Regions from separate parts of the Homo sapiens genome. Here region 1 is linked to region 2. A link is a contact called in ENCODE POLR2A ChIA-PET data. All regions are on one chromosome and are shown on one strand. The core of a region is the stretch at or near the end of the contact, and the rest is flanking DNA. Distances in the headings are between cores, read along the strand shown.

Evidence for each region. ChIA-PET counts read pairs that join two places held with the same protein, here RNA polymerase II (POLR2A).
Region 1: POLR2A ChIA-PET joins it to region 2 with 10 read pairs in PC-9. The contact joins the enhancer-like site here to the promoter of ABLIM3 in region 2. POLR2A ChIA-PET finds 5 or more read pairs at or near these places in 4 of 52 experiments (PC-3, PC-9, activated CD4-positive, alpha-beta T cell and 1 more).

What each region holds. Positions count from the first base shown.
Region 1 is chr5:148,998,622-149,004,275 of GRCh38, forward strand. It overlaps SH3TC2 (SH3 domain and tetratricopeptide repeats 2), which reads right to left. Exons shown (of 17, transcript NM_024577.4): 17 at 1-5,654. Among named protein-coding and RNA genes, the nearest start is that of MIR584, 61 kb to the right of the region's middle. Within about 2 kb of position 4,335, at least 6 of the 41 ENCODE cell types and tissues checked have a DNase peak (open chromatin) inside an H3K27ac peak, as active enhancers do; they include PC-3 and PC-9, where a contact is called at or near this core.
Region 2 is chr5:149,139,157-149,144,684 of GRCh38, forward strand. ABLIM3 (actin binding LIM protein family member 3) reads left to right here and starts at 2,337. Exons shown (of 24, transcript NM_014945.5): 1 at 2,337-2,498; 2 at 2,853-2,952. The coding sequence starts at 2,940. It overlaps LOC124901102 (a long non-coding RNA gene), which reads left to right and starts at 2,960. Exons shown (of 2, transcript XR_007058988.1): 1 at 2,960-3,633; 2 at 4,277-4,442. RefSeq lists a silencer at 2,203-2,452 and enhancers at 2,758-3,259, 3,260-3,759.

The sequences.
Region 1 (5,654 bases), core at 3,085-5,584, 140 kb before region 2:
AAGCCAAGCCAAGCAGCCCCACTGTGCAGTCCTGGCCACGCAAGTTATTCTTGATCCTGCACCATGGCAGCTGGGGAGAATCCCCACCCCCTAAGCAGTCACTTGTCTCTGCTTCTCTGGGGAGAAGACACCCCTTAGAGGAGGGTGAACGAAGTGCACATTCCCAGAGCCAGCACTTCCAGCAGCCTCCATCCTCAAGTCCCCTGAGTTCTGGAATAATCAGACAGAGTTGGGAGAGTGAGGGGGTACATATCAGGAAATATATGCTGTCCCACCGAAGAGGGAAGACCGCCAAGTGAGAGGCCCAGTAGCAAAGAGCACCCCTAACATACACACCCTCCCGCTTAACGGTGTGGGACCCAGGAATAGATGTGCTTATTAAGAATCTACTCAGTTCTGCTTCATTGTGACAGCTACCACCAATTGACATTCATACCAAGCCATCCATACATCTCGTCTCAATTAAAAGTCTGAGCAGAGGAATAATTGAAGCTTAAAGAGGTAAAGTAAGTTGCTCAGGTCACTCAGTGATGAAAAGGAGAAAGAGCTTCAGACCCAAGTGTCCCTGAATGCAGGACCAGGGTGCCTGGCCACACCTCCAGGTTTGGCTGCACTTCTCAATGTCAAGGCTTACATGCCTCCAAAGATGGATTTCCTTTTTAGCCATTTCCTTGTCTATGACATAAGTAAGTCTGATATAATTCTGACAGCCCTGGGCTCAGGGAAGTTAATTAATTTGCAGAAGGTCACACAGCTAGTAAGAAACAGATTCTAACCTAAGTATGCCCAACTCCAAAACACATTACATTGCCCCCACCTGAGCTGCCACCTGAGTGAGTGCAGAGCCCATTCCCTTGAATTTCTTCCTTCTTTGCCGCTTGTCCACACATCTCAATGGGAGCAATTAAAAGAGGAAAAGAGACCAAAACTGACAAGGTCATGAAAAACAAGGAAAGGCAGAAACCGTCATAGACCAGAGATGCATAGGGAAATATGGCAACTAAATCCAATGTGGGATCAGAAGAACATTAGTGGGGAAAACTGTTGATATCTGAATCAAGGCTGGAGTGTTGTGTTGCAATCGCCAAGTCCTAATGTGTTTTCTACCTTCTCCACTGCTGCCCTAATCTAGTCTCATGCTGCTTCTAGAATCATCTTTCCAAAGCACAAATCTGACCATGTTTCTTTCAACTGCTTATAATCCTTCTATACCTTCCCCTCAACCTCCAGGTAGAATCCAAACCCTCTTTGCTTCCCTGAATCTGCTCCAGCCTCACTGCACTCAGAGTGACCTGTTCTCAGAAAACATCACCCCCTGTCCACCCTCTGGACCTTTGCTTGACACATGCACTGTCTGTCAATACCAACCTGCTGGTCTGCAGTTAGAATTAAGTAAGTGTCCCTTTCAGAACTCAGTTTGGATATCACGTCCTCCAGAAAGCCCTTCCTGATGCCCGTAACCCTGTCTGGGTAAAATCCCTTCCCCGCAGTGCCTGTAACATCCTGTAACTAACACCAATCACAATGCTTCTGATACTGAATCATATTACATAATATATCATTTGCCCCTTTCCTGTCACCCAGCTGAATCCCCACTTCCCTGAAATGTGTGCCCAAACCTGGCATTGAATGACACTGACCCTCCTCAGAAGGAGCTCAGTCCTCTTCCCTGCTTACTCCATTTCTCTGAGTGTGCAAGGAAAAAGTGGTTGTTGCTAGTCTGTCATCTACACTCTCTGCCACTTATTAATCTCTCTGTTTTCAAACAATGCCAGATAAGGCCTAGGCTGGGTGCTTGCAATGAGCAACAGGACCTAGCTTGAAGTTAATGCATTATTTTATTTTCATTGTATTTGCCATTATTTACATAATTCTGTTTATGGAAAACAATACAAGTTTTTCTTCTATATAGACTAGTCATCCCTTATAAAAATAAGTTAATATGAGTAAAAGAAGTAAATCAATTTAGAAAATGTTTTGTAAAGGCTCTTTGGTGCATATCGTGATAAATGCATGCATACATACACACACGTGTACATATACACACACAACTGTGAAGGAAGCCCTGAACAGCAGAAATCCTGTCATTTGTGCAACTAAGTCCTTGAGTCATGAGACCCCCGCCTCAAGTACCACTGTCTTTGCCACTAACTACCAATGTGTCTGGGAGAAAGTTACCCTTCTGTTCCTCAGTTTACTCACCTGTAAAAAGAAGATAATATAATTGAGCTATAAAAATATATTATTTCATCTCTCCAATACTATTTCTCATCCTATTCATACAGTATAAAAATAGCACTGCTGAAAAACCCAGAGGTGAGGTTCTTTTATCAGAGGACAAATATCTGAGATGTGTAGAGGTTAAGTGACTTGCCCAAGGTCGCACTGCAATTTAATATCAAAATCAAGACCAAAATACAGGTTCCCTTTAGTGATAGGCTTCCTGATCCCTCATCCTAACACCCTCCATTCCTGCATATTCCCTTCCCCAAATAAACTTCTGCCAAATGAGGTGCATTATATTTACAAAGAGGAAGAAAATGAACACACACACACACACATACATATATATACACATGCACAATATAAAGGCATCTTAAAATAATGGAAAAGCAAATAAGAAAAGGACAAAAGCAATATTGGATTTCAGAATGTTAATACTGTTGGACAGGGAACTAGTATACCTGAAAGCTGAGAAAACATGTTACAGGGTTTTCCACAATGTTGCAATGCCCTTCTTGTTCTTTATTTAGATTAGATGTAAGGAGCCAGCAGTCACACAGCCCATATAAGATTTGAGGGAACAATTAGAATAAAGAGGGTAACTAGATCATGTTTGGCTATGATACACTTATTTTTTTAAATGTTTAAGTAGAGACCAAATCCAATCACCACTTTACTCTCTGTGGATCATGAAAAAAAGACAGCATCAACATGTTTCCAAAGGGAATAGCTGGCCCACATTTCAAAAATGAAAATTTTAAACACTTTTTAAAAGAGTTTTAGCAAGCGGTTTACATATAGAATGTAGTAATTGCAATTATATAGCACAATGTTTTTCTTATTTTAAAAAAATAGTCTTACCCTTGTCTTTGGAAACATGCTAAACATTTTTATAACTGACCTGGTTATGGGTAAATTCATCAGATTTATAGGTAAATCAAAGTGCACAGAATTGGGAAATTTTAGCTAAAATTTCCAAGGAGATGTAACATGGATAGAAACAACGCTCTTCACGTATGTGTGTGTATGTGTATGCATATGCAAATGCATGTGCATATTTGCAGCAATTGAGAAAGATCTGTCCAAACAGAAGTTCAAGTCAGAAGACACAGAAGTTTCAACTGATTATAAAGCTCAATGGAAGCCAAGGACAGATGTGGCTGCTGGGGAGAGGAAGAATCAAATTAAGTATAGTAACATCCCTCTGTACTCTTCACCCACCGGCCAATATCAAAAGCCTCATGCAGTTGTGGGAACTGCTCTTTCAGAGAAACAGAAACAAATCTGGCCAGAGGAGAGTGAGTGGTCAGTGGGAAAAGGGAGGGGATCTGTAACCTGAGTCAGATGGGGAATGGCCAGTGGCATGGTTTCCAGGGCTGTGTGAGCCTTCTTCAAATACACGATATGTAACTGTTCTGGAATGTGTGTGCCCCTGACTGTCTCCCAGGAATGTTGTTGAAAGGACTATGCACGGGAGATTAGACTGAATAGCCTCAACCGCAACGTCCCTCCCAGCTTGGGGCTTTTACAGCTTGTGGTGGGGGCAAAACCACATCTATTCTCCATGGTAGTAGATTAGATAACTTTACTAATTAGACAACTGGAAGCTTCTCCTTCCTGGAGAATACTCTCTAGAGTAGACAGCCTTTTGACAACCAACCACATCTCTAAGAGAAAATGTGTGCCAATTAGTAGACAACCTTGATGACTAGAAGATGCAATGGCGGCTCAACTCACCACTCCCATCTCACCCTTTCATACAACCAATCATCTGGTCAGCCCAAGAAGCTAGAAATTAAGGGCAGATGGTCTGATAATAAAAGCTAAGCTGATGGGCATCAGATGCAGGGAATTATGGCTGGTATCCTTGTGGTTCACAGAAAAGGAGCAAGGGTGAACCACCTGCATCAGGCTTGCTTGAGTTGCTTTCTAAAAATGCATGTTCCTGGGATACATCCCAGATCTACTGAATCAGAATTATTAGAGATAGAAACCAAGAAGTTCATGTTCCACAACCTCACCAGGTAATAGTTATGCACACTATCTGAGGGCTCTTGCCCTGCAGTGGTGCTTCCCATACTTTAGGGTGCATTAAAATCACCAGGAAAGCTTGGACGAGTCAGCGTTCTGGGATCCAGAGATTCTGATTCAGAGATCATAGGTGGGGCCACAGATTTTCATTTCAAACAATCTCACAGGTGATGCTGATGCTGCTGGTTAGTGGACCATATTTTCAGTTTGCTGAAATTAGAGAATTCCCAATTTCATTATCAAAGAACTCAGATACTGTGGTAGGTCACTTCTGAAATGATCCCCAATGATTCCTCACCATCTGGTATTCAAGCTGTTGGTAAACACTCCCCTCTTGTGGGAGCTAGACCTAGTGACTCATTTATTATGAATTGAATAGGCAAGACTAAGGAGATGTCACTTCTGTGATCAGGTTATAGAAAGAGTCACTCCCTTTTCTCCTGCTCACTCTGGTTCTTGCTCCTCTTGTTTGCTCCCTCTAGTGAAGCATGGTGCCATGTTGTGACTGCCCTGTGGAGAGGCCCACGTGGCAAGTGGCTGCAGGAAGCCTCTGGCCAACAGCTAGCAAAAAACTGACTCCTAACAACAGCTGTGTGGGTGAGCTTGGAAGCCCATCCTTCTCTAGTTGAAGTTGAGATAACTGCAGCCCCAGCTGATTGCAGCCTGTGAACCACCCTAAGCTGGTGGGCTCAGCTAAGTCATGCTTGGATTCCTGCCCTTCAGAAACCATGAGATTATAAGTGTTTTAGGCCACTCAGTGTGCTATGCAGTGATGTTATTAATAGAGATGCTTTGTAAAGCAGCTGCCCTGAAATCAATAAGATGCCTTGTAGTTGGGTATGGCACATGCCTGTAGTTCCAGCTACTCAGGAGGTTGACACTGGAGGATCACTTGAGCCCCGGAGTCTGAGGTCGCAGGAAGCCCTGACTGTACCACTGAACTCCAGCCTGGGCAACAGAGGAGAAACTGTCTCAAAAAAAAAAAAAAAAAAAAAAGACATGTATTGGTATTCTCTCCCATCCATCAAGTCCTCCATCTCATCTGCCCCCATTGTGGATGAGACAAAATGTGTGTGTAAATGTAACTGGACAATATTTAATCATATACACTATTTACATGTAATTTATGTCATAATTTTCTTAACATTCAATTTCCAAGCCTTTGCTCTTGGAAAGCTTCCCTGGAGCTTCTGGGAGGTTATGTGGGAGCACAGCCTTATGGCAGGAGGAAGATGGTGAATCCAAGTCAGGTTTCGTGCAATCCATCTGGCCATTCTGAGGCTGTGTCTTTTGAGCTAAGATCCTGGTGAATTCTCTCCTGTCAATCCCTGTGAGCATGAGGAGTGATACATACTTTGGTTCTGAAGAAAGAAATGGAAAAAACTACAGGTTCCTCTGCT
Region 2 (5,528 bases), core at 1,087-3,586:
CCCAGGATTGGATTTATGCTTATGAGGTTGGAGTTCTTTTTATTTCTTTATTTTTTATTTTTTCTGCAATCATCCATTATTGGGTAGAGCTCTTGTCTGTCCTGTTCTCCACGGTATCCCCAGAAGCCAGCACTGGGGCTACCACAAAGCATACCCTCGATAAATAATTGCTGAGTGAATGAACTAATGAATGAATATCATGCTTTCATTTGACTATTTCTTATAATTTGAAATTTTCTGAACATTGAGGCCTTGGGTGATAACTAAATATGCTCATGGAATAGAACAGTTAATTTTACATGTCTAATTTATCTGAACTTTCTCCCAGAAAAATGTTTTTCCAAGCATTAGAATCTAGCAAGTTACCTGCAACTTGGAAACTGAACAAGGAATCCCATCTGAAAATGTAGAGGACACATAAAGTGGAATAATTTAAATATTTACTAATCACTTACGTTTTCAAAGCTATTTTAGGCCTCTACCCTTTTCAAAGAGCTGTCTATGAATCACCTGGGATGCTTGTTTCAAATGCTGAGCAAGGGAGTCCAGGGCCTGGGAATCTGCATTTTTGGAGGTATCTCAGGCGTTTGTTATCGACACAAAATTTTAAGAACGACCGTGAGGACATTAGGGCTATTTTTACCTCCACCCCATTGGACAAAATTCTTTTTTAAAAAATTATTATTATACTTTAAGTTCTAGGGTACATGTGCACAACGTGCAGGTTTGTTACCTAGGTATACATGTGCCATGTTGGTTTGCTGCACCCATCAACTCATCATTTACATTAGGTATTTCTCCTAATGCTATCCCTCCCCCAGTCCCCTATCCCACAACAAGCCCCAGTGTGTGATGTTCCCCTCCCTGTGTCCATGTGCTCTTATTGTTCAACTCCCACTTATGAGTGAGAACATGTGGACAAAATTCTTAACAATCTATCAAATGTGTTTCAAATCTATTGATCCTTAGGTTTATCCAAAGATTCTTTAATCCTGATCACCTCTCGGGGTCATGAGCCATATCCTTTTTTTCCTCCCTGTGTAAGGTAGAAACGTTGTATTTATCTAAAAGCATTGTATAAAAACATCGTATTTGTCTTTCCCCAATTTTAATAGGGCAGCTATCTAATCTCACACTGATATCCCAGACTTTAGTGCACTGAGCCACTCTCACACAGGATCAAGCTAGAAGTGAGAAGATCTGGTCCGATTCTGCCACAAGATGCTGTGTGTCTTAGGGCACGTTGCCCAGCCTCTCTGACACCCTGTTTCCTTGTCTAAGCTGGGGCTGTGAGTGTTCACAGCCTTTTGAGTCTGCACATGCTCTAATTGAAGTCATGCTATAGACAAGGATCATGTGCCCTCACAGTCTTGTTTTTCAGCACTCAAAAGTCATGCTTCTATGATCATGAATTAGGTTCAGAAAGTGACAGAGTAAGTAGTCACAGGAATGTAAAGAGCCCTACCCCACTGAATCAATTGTGACTAAAACACTTTGGAATATAAACTTCTACAATACACACGTATAAGACATAATTACAAAAAAAAAAAAAAAAACAACAACAACTTGGGGGAAGAGTTAGTTGACCATATGAAAACTAGGGTGGACCTGTGAGGCCACATACCTGCTGTTCTCCTCAGACGGGGAAGTGTTTCAGGGTGGGGCGCCTAGGCAGTCTACTCTTAGGGCTGTGTAATATTAAACCCAGAAAATGTCTGGGTTGCTCTGTCAACAAATATTTATTGGTAGCCACTATATGCCGGGCCCTGTGCTAGGTATTGGGGGCCTGTAGGTGAACCCTACGGACAGACCCATTCTTTCACGGAGCTAACATTCTCGTGGGGAAAAGAGGTAATAAACAATTCTAATGATGAATCAGCGATAGAGGATAAAGGGAATCTGTGAGGGAAGAGGGGACATAAACGCTGGGAGGCTGGAAGAGCCCCTTACGTGTTATCCACTTGTCCAGACGCCATATTCATAGTTGAGAAAGATGAGGCAGAGACGGTAGTGACCGGCTTGAGCCTAGACTGCGCCAAGCTTGCCAGAGCAGAGCCGGGTGGAAACTGTCTTCCTGCAAAGCCAGGTTTTCCTTCACGGCCCCTCCTAATGATGTTTCTTTTCCTATCATTGTCGAGCCCTTAGAACCCCAGGATCGAGGGAGGGAAAACAAGCGCTCAAGCACTCCCTCGTTGGTCCCAGGACACAAGGCCTCGTCCATCTCACAAGGCCTCGTCCATCTCCCATCACACCCTAGGGCCCAGGCAGAAGCCCGGCGGGGCGGGGCCTCGGACACGCGCCGGTGCGTCCAGCAGGTGGCAGCAGCGAGCGGCCGCGCCCCCTGCGCTGCCAACCCGCGAGCCCGCATCATGGATGTCGAGCTCCCCTATTTCGCATTGCTAGCCCTGGAATTCGAGACCCCAGACGAGGACCAGGATTCATGAAATCAGTCGCAGGGGCCGGGGCAGGGGCCTCTGGCTCCCGACACTGGCCGAGAGGTGGGTTCCGGGGCGGGTCGCTGCTCCTTGAAGCCGGGCGGGGACGCGCTGCCCCCGCCCTGCCTCCCTGTGGTCCACACCCCCTTTGGGCTCCGGAGCCGCTGGGCAGGAATAGTCCGGGGTGCGCGCGAGCAGGCGCTGCCAACCCCACTTCTGCCCGGGATTCCAATCTGAGGAGCAGGAGGACCGGGGCGCCGGTGTCCTGCCGCCTCCTTCTCCTTGCTCTCACCTGCGCCTATTAGTCCACGCGCCTTCAAGGCCAGGGGCTACAGCCCAGACAGAGAGGGGACAGCAGAGGGAGAGAGAGCACCTGAGGATACAGAGCTGGCACTGGACTGCCTTTTCACCCCCCAGGTGATGAGTGAGGTTCGAAGAACGGAAGATTTAAAAAGCAGCCGGGGCCTCCGTATTGAATGAAAGACCCAGTGCAAAGACATCACCATGAACACTAGCAGTAAGTGGATCCTCCTCTCCTTTGCCATGGGAACAGGGGTGGGGGCGGGAGGTGAGGGAGCCTGCGCTCGGGCTGCCTGGAAAGAGGAAGGAAGCCTGGCATCTCTGGACACATGACCCCCAGGCTCTTTTTTGGTGCTTTCCGTGCTCCTTGGCAGAGGGATAGCTTCATGACTCTGGCTTTTCGTGATAATTTTGCCAATATTTTATCAGCGGCGCCGGCCGCCTCTCCTGGGAAGGCTGCTCGTCTCCTTCTAGCACTGCCTGGGAAGGCCTAGGAAGCAGTGTGTGGCCATTGTCTGACTGTGGGGGCTCTGAGGAGAACTCCCTGCACACATCTGGAAAACCATGGAGGGCCCTGCCTGTCCCAGAGGTGGGAAGAGCAGGGAGGCTGGCCTGTGGGCAGGCGGGAGGGTAGGTGGGTGTGGGCAGGCAGTGGGCTGGGAAGCCGCAGTTTGATAAACAAATAATCGCCAAGCCACCTTTGGGTCTGGAGATTGTGAAAGATCCAGCTCCCGAGTGCCTGCAGCCCGGTGGGCCCAGGGCTGGTTTCTCTATGTACCTGCAGGCTGGTTAGCTATCCTTGAGAACAAGAAGACAGGAACAGCCCTTTGGCCAAGGGCTCTAACATGCCAGAGGCAACAACTGCTTGCAGAGCCAGGACCAGATATTTTGCTGCCAGGTAGGGCCTCAGCTACTGAGAATGCAGTCCGAAATTCAAGAAGGCACAGTCTGTTTCTCTTCAATGTAGCGCTGTGACCTGGGAGGGCATATCTTGGTTCCAGACTCACTCTCCTGCCCTCTTGTCAGCTTGGCCTGTCTAGGTTATTCCAGCATCGCATAGGGCTGTTGAACCAGAGAACCCCTATGAACAGTCACTTCCCTGGGTCTATGACTTTGTTATCAGTCCCCTCTCTGCATCTCAGACTGCTCATCTGTATGATGAGAGGGGTTGAATTAGAAAGCCTTCTAATCGGCCAGGCACCGTGTTCCATGCCTGTAATCCCAGCACTTTGGGAGGCAGAGGCAGGTGGATCACGAGGTCAGGAGTTCGAGACCAGCCTGACCAACATGATGAAACCCCGTCTCTACTAAAAACACAAAAATTAGCCAGGTGTGGTGGTGTGGGCCTGTAATCCCAGCTACTCAAGAGGCTGAGGCAGGAGAATTGCTTGAACCTGGGAGGCAGAGGTTGCAGTGAGCCGAGATCACACCACTGCACTCCAGCCTGGGCGACAGAGTGAGACTCTGTCTCAAAAAATAATAATAATAATAATAAAAGAAAGCCTTCTAATCTAAGAATCTACACTTTTTTTCTTAAAAAGCTAGAGCTGAGCAACAAGGCCAGAACTATCAAGACCTTATTGAAGCTGTATCCAGCCAAAACCTACTATTTCCTCACACACCCCACCCCACCCCCACCTCCTAGCATGGAAGAGAAAAAAAAAAGCAAAAGCTACTGAGATGAAAATAAAATATATTTATTTACTACGTATTTGTATGATTCATCTCTCTGCTGTCTTCCTTTGTGTATTGCATATCTATGCTAAGCTAGCGAGTGTGGCTGGACTCCCTCTGCCTCTTACAGCCAAAGAATTTTGCCTTTTGATTTTGACAGGCTGGAATGGTGTTTTGGCTTCATACCAGGCTCAGGAAAAGAGGAAAATCCTGTAGCCTCTATCAGCTAGTGGGTCACATGTTTGCATTTGCATGTTTTCAGGCAAATAAAGATGTGAGTTGCCTGTCACTTCTCACTATCTCTAGGAAAAAAAAATGTATTTATGAGAGTCCTTTCCCACTAAGTGACAGAAAAGAAAGATGGCTCATCTATTTTTCAAGGAACTAAGAAAAGAAACAGGCAACTGACTCTGCCCTTTTCTCTCTCTGGAATGCTAAGGAACTCTTGTCCTATTAGTAACACTGAGTATTCCTGAAAGAAGGAAACAGACTATCCTTCTTTTAAGAAAAAGAAAGAAAGAAAAGAAAAAAGAATCAATAGAGTTGGATACTGCAGAATATGAGGACTGGCAAAAATGCCACTACTTTTTATAAGCAGGGAGAGTGTGTGAATTTTGCAGTAATGGAAAATGAACAGAGGAGAATGGCTCAGCAGCCTTGGAAGCCCTCCGGGTTCCCCCCAGGAGGAAGTGCTTCTCTAAACAGACACCTGGGGGACACAGCAAGCACAGAGCTTTGAGGGCTTAACTCCATCATCATGGAGGTACCTCCCAAACCCACGAGTCTGCAAATGCAGAGAGTAGACATCAGACCTCACAAGAAAAGGAGTAACAGAGCCATAGGGTGATATGGATAGGGCATTGGCAGGAGGTCCTTGGGTCACCTGACTAAGCAAAAAAGCTCCCCTTTGAGATGTGAAATTCTTAACTTGATCCTCATGCCTGATATTGTCCCTAATAGAAACTCTTGCTTAGTTTTTCTTTCACTTCTATTTATTTAGTCCTTATTCTCCACCAGCCACCATGCTAAGCACTCCCCTGATTGAGCTCACCAGACTGTCCCACCCAACCTGTGAGATGGGTGTTTTTACTCATTTTATGGGTGAAAATTTGAAGCTGT